2 separate regions of the Homo sapiens genome follow, and region 1 is linked to region 2. Evidence: chromatin contacts called from ENCODE Hi-C or POLR2A ChIA-PET data. All regions are on one chromosome and are shown on one strand. Each heading gives the region's core, a stretch centred on a gene start or an enhancer-like site at or near the end of the contact. The rest is flanking DNA. Distances are from core to core; before and after follow the strand shown.

The links. A loop is a pair of places that touch in the nucleus more often than their neighbours do. ChIA-PET counts read pairs that join two places held with the same protein, here RNA polymerase II (POLR2A). Pooled maps may share reads with other maps.
Region 1: a map of B cell shows a loop between it and region 2 (24-fold over the local background). The contact joins the promoter of CUL5 here to the promoter of RAB39A in region 2. A Hi-C loop is called at or near these places in 10 of 168 maps with a recorded cell type or tissue (A673, B cell, CD14-positive monocyte and 5 more), 13 of 37 single-sample maps with no recorded cell type and 18 of 50 pooled maps. POLR2A ChIA-PET finds 5 or more read pairs at or near these places in 10 of 52 experiments (Caco-2, GM12878, HEK293T and 7 more).

What each region holds. Positions count from the first base shown.
Region 1 is chr11:108,004,013-108,010,505 of GRCh38, forward strand. It overlaps CUL5 (cullin 5), which reads left to right and starts at 4,886. Exons shown (of 19, transcript NM_003478.6): 1 at 4,886-5,360. The coding sequence starts at 5,337. RefSeq lists enhancers at 5,011-5,110, 5,211-5,400.
Region 2 is chr11:107,923,648-107,930,575 of GRCh38, forward strand. It overlaps RAB39A (RAB39A, member RAS oncogene family), which reads left to right and starts at 4,801. Exons shown (of 2, transcript NM_017516.3): 1 at 4,801-5,148. The coding sequence starts at 4,922. RefSeq lists silencers at 4,537-5,026, 5,057-5,276.

The DNA.
Region 1 (6,493 bases), core at 3,636-6,135, 80 kb after region 2:
TAAGGCCGGGCGCAGTGGCTCACGCCTGTAATCCCAGCACTAAGGGAGGCCAAGGCGGGTGGATCACCTGAGGTCAGGAGTTCGAGACCAGCCTGACCAACATGGAGAAACCCCATCTCTACTAAAAATACATTAGCCAGGCATGGTGGCACATGCCTGTAACCCGGGAGGCAGAGGTTGCAGTGAGCCAAGATTGCACCATTGCACTCCAGCCTGGGCAACAAGAGTGAAACTCTGTCTCAAAAGAAACAAACAAAAAAAGATACTTAAGGTCTCCACAAGGAGGAATTAAATTCCTACATCAAATGTATTCATCTATGTAAAGTGCATAGAACTGTGTCTGACATATGGTAAGCATTATATGTTTTAGGTCTTATTATTACTACATTTACTGAGTGCTTACACGTGCAATACATTTTTTTCCTTTTTCTTTTTCTTTCTTTTTTTTTTTTTTGAGACAGAGTCCCGCCCTCTCACCCAGGCTGGAGTGCAGTGGTGCAATCTCGGCCCACTGCTCAACTCCCGGGTTCAAGCGATTCTCCTGCCTCAGCCTCCCCAGTAGCTGAGATTACAGGCACCCACCACCATGCCCAGCTAATTTTTGTATTTTTAGTAGAGACGGGGTTCCGTCATGTTGGCCAGGCTAGTCTCAAACTCCTGACCTCAGGTGATCTGCCCGCCTTGGCCTCCCAAAGTGCTGGGATTACAGGTGTGAGCCACTGTAATACATTACATTACAGATACAGACAAGGAAACTATGACTCAGCAGGGTTAAGTAATGTACCCAACGTCTCGTAGCTCATAAATGGCAGGATCTGTTTGGTTCTAAAGCACACATTCTTAAGTATTCTATGAGAAATTCTGGGCCACTGATGCACAAGAATTCTTGGCCACTGGTGTACAAGGAAAGTCACCTGGGATGCTTAGGGAAAAGGTAGATTTGGGGCCTCACTCCTGACCTGTAGAATCAGAATCTTCAGAGGGTAGAGCCTAGAAATCTGCTTTTAAAATAAGCACCCCAGGTTATTTTGATGTAAATGATCAGCCACATTTGACAAACTCCTTTATATATATTTTACTGCATACACAGAAAACAAATGAGAAGAATAAAACAAATGGCTAACAGTGGATATTTTAGGAGGTGGGAGAGAAAAGTTTATAGAGAACTTTCATTTTGTAAGGTATTATGGTTTAACATGATGGCTACATTTTCTTAAATTAGCAGGTGATTTTTTTTTTTTTTTGGAGACGGAGTTTCGCTCTTTGTTGCCCAGGCTGGAGTACAATGGCGTGATCTCGGCTCACCACAACCTCCCACTCCCGGGTTCAAGTGATTCTCTTGCCTCAGCCTCCCAAGTAGCTGGGATTACAGGCATGTGCCACCAAGCCTGGATAATTCTGTATTTTTAGTGGAGACAGGGTTTCTCCATTTTGGTCAGGCTGGTCTCGAACTCCCGACCTCAGGTGATCTGCCCACCTCAGCCTCCCAAAGTGCTGGGATTATAGATATGAGCCACTGTGCCCAGCCAGCAGGTGATTTTTAAAAAGATTTTAAATAAATAGAAGTAAAATTATCCCATTTTCTACTACTCACAAACACTGGTAACATTTTGAATATTTTTTCCAGTTTATCCACTATTCAGAGTAGGAAATAAAACTGTAGCTTTCTTTCTTTACAAAGTTGGAATTGTGGCACATATGTGGAATTTTGCATCCTATATTTTTACCTATTATATTCTGAGCATTTTCCCATGTAATTAATCACATAAGAGGCTATGAAATATAAGAAGGAATGGTTGATTTTTATATATGTCTTATATAAATATAAGAAGAAACATATGCTCATTTCTACTTGCCAACATAATTTCACGAAGCCCCTCTTACAACTTAAAAGCTTTGACTTTTAAGGTCAAAGGTGAGGTATGATGGCTCACAGCTGTAATCCCAGCGCTTTAGGAGGCTGAGGTGGGAGGATTGCTTGAAGCCAGGAATTTGAGACCAGCCTGGCCAATATGGTAAAACCCCATTTCTATACAAAAATTAGCCGGGCTTGGTGGCTCACATCTGTAATTCCAGCTATTCAGGCCGCTGAGGCGTTGAGAATCGCTTGAACCTGGGAGGTGGGAGTTGCAGTGAGTGGAGATCATGCCACCTCACTCTATCCTGGGCGATAGAGCAAGACTCTGTCTCAAAAAGAAGAAGAAGAAAAGAAAGTGTGAAAAAAAAAGGCACAAATTTTTTTTTCAGTAATTTATACCATACTGCTGAGTGAAAACAAATATGTTAAAGAATATATGTAGTATACCATCATTTGTGGGGAGAGAAAAAATAATACATACATGAATGCTTATACATGCACAGAATGTCCTAGGCATTCACAAGAAACATAACTGTTGTCTATGAGAAGAAAGAATGGATGCCTGGGGGACTGTGGAGGAAGGCAGGCCTATTTTTTAAAAATTTTCCCCGAATATTTAATTATGAAAAATTTTAAACATATAGATGAGTTGGTTTTACACAGGGAACCCTAGCATAGCCACCACCTAGACTCTACCATTAACATTTTACTATACTTGCCATATATATATATATATATATATATATATATACATACTTTTTTTTTTTTTTTGAGACAGAGTTTCACTCTTGTTGTCCAGGCTGAAGTGCAGTGGCGCAATCTTGGCTCACTGCAACCTCTGCCTCCTGGGTTCAAGCTATTCTCCTGCCTCAGCCCCCTGAGTAGGTGGGATTATAGGTGCCCGCCACCACTCCCGGCTAATTTTTTGTATTTTTAGTAGAGACAAGGTTTCACCATGTTGGCCAGGCTGGTCTTGAACCCTTGATCTCAGGTGATCCACCTGCCTCGGCCTCCCAAAGTGCAGGGATTACAGGCGTGAGCCACCACGCCAGGCCCGCTTTATCAGTGTTTCTACCCAACCATCAGTTCATCTTATTTTTTGATACATTTCCAAGTAAATTATAAATATAGATTCACTTACTCCTAAATTCTTCAGTATGGGTAGCATTAAACTTCAAATTTTGTTAACTATTTTCTCTTTGAATTAAATGCACATTTTTTAAAAATTTTATTATTTTTTATAGCGATAGCTACTTTGCACAGGCTGGTCTCGAACCCCTGGGCTCAAGTGATCTGCCTGCCTTCGCCTCCCAAAGTGCTGGGCTTACAGGATTGCACCACTGTGCTTGGCTGAAATGCATAAATCTTAAGGGTATACTGGCTGAGTTTTGACAAGTGCATACACCTGAATAACTGAAGTCCCTACCACAATATAGAACATTACATCACCCCAGAAAGTCGAAGGAAGACTACTTTTGATTGTATTATTTTTAGCACCTTCTGAATTTTGTATTATGTGCCTGCGCTATTTTTAAGAAATAAATATTTAAGCATTTTAAATATTTAAACATTTTTATAACAGTGGGCCGATTCTAAATTGGATGAGAAAGAGTGAAAACAGGAGATGGCAGATAACAGGTGGGGTCAATGGAATGGAGAACTTATTGAAGTCAGAGTTGTAGCAGTGGTGTTTCCAGAACAAGTGAGTTAGGAAAATTGGAATGCTTCGGTTGACAGTAGGACGCTGAAATCAAGCTCTCAAAAGTTGTCTTAAGGTTCAGTTAAGCATAAGCAAAGGGTGGCTTGGGTAGATGGAGATTAGGATACTAGTTTCCTTTCCCTTCCTACGCTCTCAAGTGCACACTGTATTTTTTTGTTTGTAGTTTTTTTTTGTTTTTTTTGTTTTTTTTTTGAGACAAGAGTCTCGCTCTGTCGTCCAGGCTGGAGTGCAATAGCGCGATCTCGGCTCACTGCAATCTCCACCTTCAGGGTTCAAGCGATTCTCCTGCTTCAGCCTCCCGAGTAGCTGGGATTACAGGTGCCCGCCACCATGCCCGGCTAATTTGTGTATTTTTAGTAGAGACAGGGGTTCACCATGTTGGCCAGGCTGGTCGCGGACTCCTGACCGCAGGTGTCTCGGCCTCCCAAAGTGCCGATTATAGGCGTGAGCCACGGGGCCCTATAGGGATTATAGGCGTGAGCCACTGCGCCCGGCCTCTTTGCAATATTTATCACAACTCCCACTAAGTAATATTTGACTTGTGTAGCCATCCTTAACATTTGGCTACCTTATTAGGCCATAAACTCCAAACGAGCAGGGGTCTTCTCTTTTATTTAATCCTGTATTTCCTGTGCCTAGTATATACAAGTGCTCAAACAAGTATTAACTACTTGATTGGATTCTTTAAGTAGGCCCATCCCTCTTCTCTTAGTCCAGAGCTCTTACTTATTTCTACGCATTATGGCCGTATGAAGGCTGTTTGTAAACCTGCAAAATACAATACCAGGTATCCTGCAGGTTCCACATGTAAATTATATTATCTCATTGGCCAGTGGTGTGTGGTCTGAAGGGGTAAAACCCGGAGGCTTATGGTTTAGGATCTTCTAGGATAATGTGCCTTCAGAAAATCGAAGATTAATATTCATTCTCTAAACAATCTTTTTTTTTTTTTTTCAAACTTTTTTGTAATGACGAGGGTGTTGAACTGGCCTCAAGTGATCCTCCCCCTTCGGCCTCCCAAAGCACTGAACAATATTTTATCTAAGTGCCAAGCATTCCTGAATAGAAATATTAAGAGTCATCACGCTTGTGCAGTCAACACATATTTACTGGGCGCATTCTATGCACGAGTTATTGAAGACAGCTGTTGTAAGCATTTCAGGACAATGCACCTCCCTTAACACCGAGTCCGGGATTTGGGGCGGGGTGCCGGAAAACGCCAGGTCCCGCCAGCAGAGGGCACGGTCCCGGCCTCGCTGCAGCCTCGGGACCCACCGAGGCTTCCAGGCTCCCACGCTCGCTCCCGAGCGCGTCCCCGCCCTCGCGTCACGTGACGTGGCCGCGGAACCTGAGCTGCGGGGCCTAAGCCGAGCTAAATTCGTTGCAGGTGGCCGCGGCGGGTGCAACCACAAAGGCTAATCCGAAGGAGTCGGGGAGGCTCGTGGAGTCGATGCTTCCTCTTCCAAGTCAGGTCGGCTCCCGTTACCTTCTCAGCATTCGCCGTTCCGGTCTTCCTGAGCGCGTGCATGAGGTCTTTCGCGTGGGGAAGCTCCGGTGACCATGTAGGGGAGAAGAGTGAGGAAGCTCCTGGTGCTTGGGACGAGGTCAGCGCTGTCGGCGCGCTGCTCCAGCGCCCACCACACCCTGGTGCGGGCCGACGGGCCCTGGGCCCTGGTGGGAGCTCCGGCCTCCGGTCAAGGCCTGGCCGGGAGCGCCACGAATTCTCGCGTCGTCTCGCGAGAGTCCAAGTTAAAGAACATGGCGACGTCTAATCTGTTAAAGGTAAGACCCTCACTCCAGCTTGGGTTTTACTGTGTGGCCGCCGGGTTCGGCTCTTTGGGAAAGGCACGGCTCAGGTTCAGCTGCGAAGTGTGGGAGTGTTCAGGGGTTGTCCACTGGCAGGGAAGCCGCGGTGGCAGCCGGCGAGTACCGGAACGCGGGTCTGTGGCCTTGGGGTCGACAGGCTCTGGTGGTCGCTCCCGCCGACTGGCCGCTGGGAGAAAAGCCTGGCTGAGCGCTGGCGAGGAGCGATGCTTTCAAGGGACCAGCTCTGGCCGGGAGCGGGAGATGAATGGTCGTGCGGTGTCCTGACCAGCTGGGCCGTTAGTACTGTTAGGTCTCAGTTTCTTGTAAAGCAATGTCTAAGACGCATCAAAGGAAAAACCAAGAAAATGCTGCCTAACAGGTTTCAGTGACTCGACCCCCCACTTCTTCCATTTCTGTTCTCGTTCTGTCTGCACGAAATTCCGAGTCAGACCAGCAGTGCCTCCCACTCCACCCCCCTTCCTCCCTTTTCTGCGTGTTACACCTTCCCTCCTAATTCTCCCATTCTTGAGTTCATCTTTTTCCTTAGGAAACTGCTTTCTAACCCCCACCCAGTTACAGGACACAACCAGATGACAACTGATGAAGCGATACCATCGTTTTAGGGCGCAGGAAAGTTACCTTGTCAAAGACAGTATTTAAAGTTAGTTTTATATAGCAAGGGAGATCTAGGCCCACAGGGGCAGATTCTCCACCAGTTAAAAAGTTTGGAGAAGAATGAGGAAGACTTAGAACTAGTCTGTTCTGTGTATGTGTCTGTAGTAGTTAATCATTTGCCTTAAAAGTACGGACAGAAATGGGGGTAGTGAATAGCTCAGGGAACATAATATTAATGGCAAAAACCGCAGTCACTTTTGCACCAGCCTAATACAAAGGATGAACCACTTCTTCCTGAGGCCTCTCATGCCTTCAGGCAATGTGGATGAATACTAGAAAATAATAGAAAATATACAGGAACCTAACCATCATGTCTTCTTTAGACCACTGATATTTGATTGTCTAATAGATGGGACTGTCTCATAAAATGAAGAACAAATTTTACTAAGAGGCAGTACTGTATATCACCTTTTAAAAGGGAGAGGGGCCCTAGA
Region 2 (6,928 bases), core at 3,551-6,050:
CCTCCTCCTCTTCCTCCTCCTCCTCCTCCTCCTCCTTCTTCTTCTTCTTCTTCTTCCTCTTCTTCTTCTTCCTCCTCTTCCTCCTCTTCCTCCTCCTCTTCTTCTTCTTCTTCTTCTTTCTTCTTCTTCTTCTTCTTCTACTTCCACTTCCTCTTCTTCCTCTTCTTCTTTTTTTCTTCTTCTTTTTTAATAGAGATTGAGGTCTCACTATGTTGCCTAGGCTGGTCTTGAACTCCTGGGCTCAAGTGATCTTCCTACCTCAGCCTCTGAAAGTTCTAAGATTACAGGCACGAGCCACCACACCTGGCCATTATAGCTATATTCCGCTCCTTCTACCCAGTCCCTTTAAGAGGTTTCAGTTGACCTGCCAGCTTTCCATTCCGTTTTATTAGTTTTGCCTTGGATGCTGTCTATGAAATTATCTTTAGCTCTACACTCATCCACCTTTATTCCATTCCATCTCTCTGCTATACACAACAAAAACCCCCACCCTCCAGCTCAGATTCAGTACAAGCCCTCACTTGTCTAGGGAGCTAGCATAGATACTAAAAGCCATTAACCAACCTATAAAATATAGCAAAAGAAGACATGGCAAGAAAGCTACTAAGTTCATTTTCTGACATTCTAGAAAATAAATTTTTGATCCAAAGAGAAGCCATTGATCCACCCTTTCTCTAGGACTGCAAATATTCCATATATCCCATCAAAATAGATTGACCTACTGCATATGCCTGTCCCACTGTATCTCTTTGGTACAAACACCTGTTCCAAACTGAGACAACTAGGTTGTCTTTACAGAGAAGTGAAAATAAGTGTCTGTGTGTGTCTAGATACCTAACAGGAAACTGCAGCAGCTAGTCTTCCACATGGACTAAGCAGCAGAGAAAGTGGGCCTGCAGAAAGTCAAGAATTAGCAGATGTCAGAAGGAAGTGGAGATGAAAGAGACAGAGAGACATTCTCCCTTGCAGCTTTCTCTTTTTTTTTTTTGAGACAGTCTTGCTCTGTCACTCAGGGTGGAGTGCAGTGGCACGATCTCCGCTCACTGCAACCTCTGCCACCCGGGTTCAAGCAATTCTCCTGTCTCAGCCTCCCAAGTAGCTGGGACTACAGGAGCATGCCACTGCACCCAGCTTATTTTTGTATTTTTAGTAGAGGCAGGGATTCACCATATTGGTCAGGCTGGTCTCGAACTCCTGACCTCAGGTGATCCACCTGTCTTGGCCTCCCAAAGTGCTGGGACTAGAGACGTGAGCCACTGCGCCCGGCAGCAGCTTTCTCTTTCCCAGTTCAAATACCTTTCTGATGCCAACATCATTCCTGCCTGCGGATTCTGTAAAAACACTCTATATCTTTAGAATAAGTGCTCTCATCTTTTAATATCACCCTAACTGAAGTTTTTTTCAAAGAATCCTAACCAACACAGATACGTAGAGTCTGAAATGCATATCCAATATCTAAGAGAAGTAGTTGGAAATGCGGGTCCTGAATACAGAGCAGAGATTGGGGGAAGACATTTGATATGGGTAAGGGGGTAACTGAAGTCACTGGAGTACATGAGGTTGCCAGAAAAAGCCCAAAGTGAAGGTAAAAGTGGGGAGAGGGAAAAGAGATGAAGGAAGGATCTCTTAAGATCTTCAGTATTGAAGAAATGAATCATAGAAAGAGGAGTCATTGAAGAAGGTTAAAAAGAACAGAAAATTAGGAGAGAATGCTTTTGTGGAAGCCAAGGAATAAGGGTGTTCAGGTTGTGCTTACAGAAAATTCAGTCATGGCCAGGTGCAGTGGCTCATGCCTGTAATCCCAGCACTTTGGGAGGCCAAGGGGGGTGGATCACTTGAGGTCAGGAGTTCGAGATCAGTCTAGCCAACATGGTGAAACCTTGTCTCTACTAAAAATACAAAGATTAGCTGGGTGTGGTGGCCCACGCCTGTAGTCCCAGCTACTCAGGAGGCTGAGACAGGAGAATCGCTTGAACCCAGGAGGCGGAGGCTGCAGTGAGCCAAGATCGCGACAGAGCAAGATTCCGTCTCAAAAAAAAAAAAAAAAAAAGGAGAATGACAACTAAAACTAGATGACACTGCAGTGGGGTGGTGGTGAGGATGGTGGGGGTGGGGGCTTGGATTTAATAATTAGGATGTCCCTGACAGCCTTATCAAAAGCAGTGGTATATTAGGCACAGAGAGTATGTTAGGGGTATATAAGCCTCCTTGAAGACTAACTGGTAGATGAGAAATGATAATAGATCATCATTTCTGATATTTGAAAAGGAGAATGATGGAGGAGTCAACAATCTGAAGGGGAAGCGTAATGAAGAGGTGTTTTGCTTAGTTTTAGAATTGTAGATAATTGAGCATGTTTATAGGCTGAGGAGCAGAAGCCACTGGAGAAGGGGAGATTCAAGGTATAAAAGGTATGAAATAAAAGTCAACTGTTGGGAAAAGCCCCAAAAAGATAAGTGAAAGGGGATTAAACACAGCCAACACCAATTCCTCCAAAACAGCAAAGGAAATAGGGATGAATATCGATATAAGAATTTGGGATGTGCACAAGAAAAAAGTGGAATTGTTGAAAATTTTGTTTTGGTAAACACACACTTTTTTTTTTGAGACGGAGTTTTGCTCTCGTTGCCCAGGCTGGAGTGCAATGGCACAATCTCGGCTCACTGCAGCCTCCACTTCCCGGGTTCAAGCGATTATCCTGCCTCAGCCTCCCAAGTACCTGGGGTTACAGGCATGTGCCACCATGCTTGGCTAATTTTTGTAGCTTTTTTTTTTTTTTTTTTTTTTTGAGACGAGGAGTCTTGCTTTGTCGTCCAGGCTGGAGTGCAGTGGCACCATCTCAGCTCACTGCAACTTCTGCCCCCCAGGTTCAAGCGATTCTCCTGCCTCAGCCTCCCGAGTAGCTGGGATTACAGGCGCCTGCCACCGTGCGTGGCTAATTTTTGTATTTTTAGTAGAGAGGAGGTTTCATCATCTTGGCCAGGCTGGTCTTGAACTCCTGACCTTGTGATCCACACACCTCGGCCTCCCAAAGTGCTGGGATTACAGGCATGAACTACTGCACCCGGCCATTTTTGTAGTTTTAATAAAGACGAAGTTTCGCCATGTTGGCCAGGCTGGTCTCGAACTCCTGACCTCAGGCGATCTGCCCGCCTCGTCCTCCCAAAGTGCTGGGATTACAGGCGTGAGCCACTGCGACCGGCCTAAACACACACTTTTATTTATTTATTTATTTTCTTTGAGATGGAGTTTCGCTCTTGTTGCCCAGGCTGGAGTGCAATGGCACGATCTCAGCTCATCACAACCTCTGCCTCCCGGGTTCAAGCAATTCTCCTGCCTCAGCCTCCCGAGTGGCTGAGATTACAGGCATGCACCACTACGCCCGGCTAATTTTGTATTTTTAGTAGAGACGGGGTTTCTCCATGTTGAGGCTGGTCTCGAACTCCTGACTCAGGTGATCCACCCGCCTCAGCCTCCCAAAGTGCTGGGATTACAGGCGTGAGCCACCGCGCCCGGCCTAACACACACTTTTAAACTGTTTCACTTTTTAAAGATAAACCTTGACGTCACTATTACTCAATTTGAGGAAAGGCACAAGAAAGTAGTAAGATCTCACCAGAATTTAAGTTCTGCTTTGTTTACTTACATCATTAATCAGACATGAGCTAAGAGACCACCTGTTCGCTTTTTTCTGACTTAAACAATGGAGACCAAGGAGAGCTGAAAATTTCATGAGCTTCTCAACATTTCCCCGGCTTTTTTTTTTTTTTTTTTTTTTGCCACTGTCCCCAGGGTTGGAGGGCCCCAGAGGGTATGGGGATGATACTTGGCGTTTCTCACTCTTCTGTGGTACTCATAGCAGTGAAGAACAGACAGTGGCAGCACGCAGCAACAGCCAGAGCCCTTGCTAGAAGCACCCAGAACTGGCTGTGCAAATTTATTTCAATCCTGCCCAAAACTCCTTCACCTTAAAATGCCTTGGAGGTGGCTCTCATCAAGACAAGAAAGCAGGGTGTGGTGGCTCACACCTGTAATCCCAGCACTGGGAGGCTGAGCCTGGAGGATCACTTGAGGTCAGGAGTTCGAGACCAGCCTGGGCAACACAGCAAGACCCCATCTCTACAAAAAGTTAGAAAATTAGCGGGATGTGGTGGCCCCCGCCTGTAGTCCCAGCTACTCAGGAGGCTGAGGTGGATGGATCGCTTGAACCTAGGAGTTTGAGACCAGCCTAAGCAACATAGCGAGACCACATCTCTAAAAAAAAAATTTTTTTTTAACCCAGAAGAAAATTAGCCAGGTGTGATGGCTCACACCCGTGGTCCCCGCTGCTTGGGAGGCTGAGGTGGGCAGATCGCTTGAGGCTGCAATGAGCCGAGATCTCACCACATCAATCCAGCCTGGGGGACAAAAAAAAAAGAGGAATCAAAGCAATGACCCAAGTTATGGCCTCAGGGACTTCCAAAATCAGAGCCCTAATCTGACCAACCCGCCCTGACGCCTGTAAGAAAACGACTCTCACTTTTCATTGGCTGACCCTCCCGGAGTTGAGACCTTGCTTCATTTTCCTTGGTTGTTGCTGCTGTCACGTCTTCCCGCCACGCCCACTTTCCTGCCGGCGCCCAGTGAGCGTTGAGGGAGAGTGATTTGCAGCCGGTCAGGGGCGGGAGTTCGCGGCAGCAAACCTGCTTCCCCCTCCCACGCGCCACCGCCCCCGCCCCGCCCCCGTCCAGAGGCCCCGCCCCTAGCCGGGCCTGGCCCCGCCTCTCTCTCCCGAGAGGGCGGGCACCAGGCGGCGGCCGCAGCCGCAGGAATATGCTGGAAGGCGGCGGGCGGGCGCCCGCGAGGTGCTGAAAGGACAGTTCCCGCCGCCGAACTTAGCCCGCGGGTGGGGCGGCCCGGGAGCCAGCGGGGCACGTGAGCGATGGAGACCATCTGGATCTACCAGTTCCGCCTCATCGTGATCGGGGACTCCACCGTGGGCAAGTCCTGCCTCCTGCACCGCTTCACCCAGGGCCGCTTCCCCGGGCTGCGCTCCCCCGCCTGCGACCCCACCGTCGGCGTGGACTTCTTCTCCCGCCTGCTGGAGATCGAGCCGGGCAAGAGGATCAAGCTACAGCTCTGGGACACGGCGGGACAGGAGCGGTTCAGGTAGGGACCCCGGGGACCTTGGGCACCGCGCCGCCCCCTCAGCCCGCCCGGACGCCCCTTCCCCAGGCGTCCGCCCCGCCGGCCCTGGTCGGGAGAGGCTCTGGCCCTTCCCTCTCGAAAGTGCAAACACTCCATTCTCGCTTCCCCTTTGCCCCTCCTCTTCCAGGGACGACTTCCTCCTCCGCAATTTCTCACTTCTTTCTTTGGCGCCCATTTCCTGCGCCCCCTTTCCATCTTTCCTTTCCCGCCTGAACCGGGGTCGTCCTCGCCGCCCCCTCTTCCCCAACTCTTTCAGCCCCTGTGGGTATTTTTATCCCCTCCGGCTCCCCGGCTGCCTTCTTCCCAAACTCGGCTTCCCTGGCTGCGCACAGCATGACCCGACCACCCTCCTCCAAGCAGGCGCCCCTTTTCCTACCCTAACCCAGCGGCTCCCACGCTGTGTGGCCGGGGAGAACCGCGAGGGAGGGTTCCCAGATTCGTGATGGATCCTTTAGCTTCACAGCAAGGAGCGCTCCAACCCAGGTTCCTGCATGAGCTCACTGGGCATGGTTCACAGAGAGGTGGATGCGGTAATGGTTTGGGCACCTCACAGCACTGAATGTGGTCATCAGAAATACTGGGTCATGACCCGTGGGAATGGGTCTTGTAGGTTAACTAGATGCAACATCAGGGACACTGGCACAGCTGAGGGTGTGTGTGTGTGTGTGTGTGTATGTGAAGGGTTGAGTTGTCTTTAGAAGTTTGTCATGTTTGGTGGGAAAAAGACATATATTGAGATTCGCCAGGAACTTTAATTTTGCTTATGATCAGTACTTAACGTTCCAGGGTGATAATATTTCTAAAGACAGAAGGAGGGATCCAAATGAATAGTCTCCTCCTAAATATCCGCTGGGGACATGAAGGGTTTCACAAAGGCGACTTGTGTAAATAAAAAGTAAATGAAATTATATGCATTTCCTGAATATTTGAGATGGAAGCAGGTTTAAAGCAAATTTTAAATGTCTAGGATTCAAAGGCACTTCGTTTTAGAGGAAGATGGTGAAACTGATGTATTGTACTGTTCTGTTTCTTAAAGACTGCATTATCCATTGGAACTCATTTAAGGAAGCATTTTGCGTTAGTCAGCAAGTACTCTGCTTGTGAAATGCAGTGTTCCATGAGGGGACTTCCCAAACATGGCTTCCCCTCGCCCCCAGCCAGCATCACTGCGAATGAGATCAGCCTACATCTGTGAGAATGGTCCAACATTCAAAGTTTTGGCTTCCGTTCCTAGCAATGATGCTGATTCATAGAGATAATGAGTGAACTGCTTAGCTTGCTTATACCTTAGTTTTCGTGTGTGTGAAGTGGAAAGATGGTAAGGCCAGCGCTTCAGAGAGGTGTTAAAAGATTATTGATTGGATTTGTACAACACGTAGAATTCCATGAAAAATGTTTTTCCTTTTCAAGAAGCCTCCTTTTATTAAAATAATTTTTCAAATGTTTGATTCCTCATCTGTAAAATGAAAGTCGTCGTGATCTCTAACATTCCTTCCAGTTTTACCATTCTAAGTTGATTGCCAATTCCTTCACATGTGATCTCAATCAGAGGTAAACTTTGCGATATATCAGGCTCAGAAAAAAAGCATTTGCTGTTAGCTCTTGACCCCCCCTCTGAAGTGAATACAATAAAAACCTTTATGTCTTAAACTTCTAACAGCTACTTTGAGTTGCAACTACAAGACACATGGGTAATAAAATCTTATTGTGTTTAATTAGTTCCTTAAAAGTAGCTCAACTT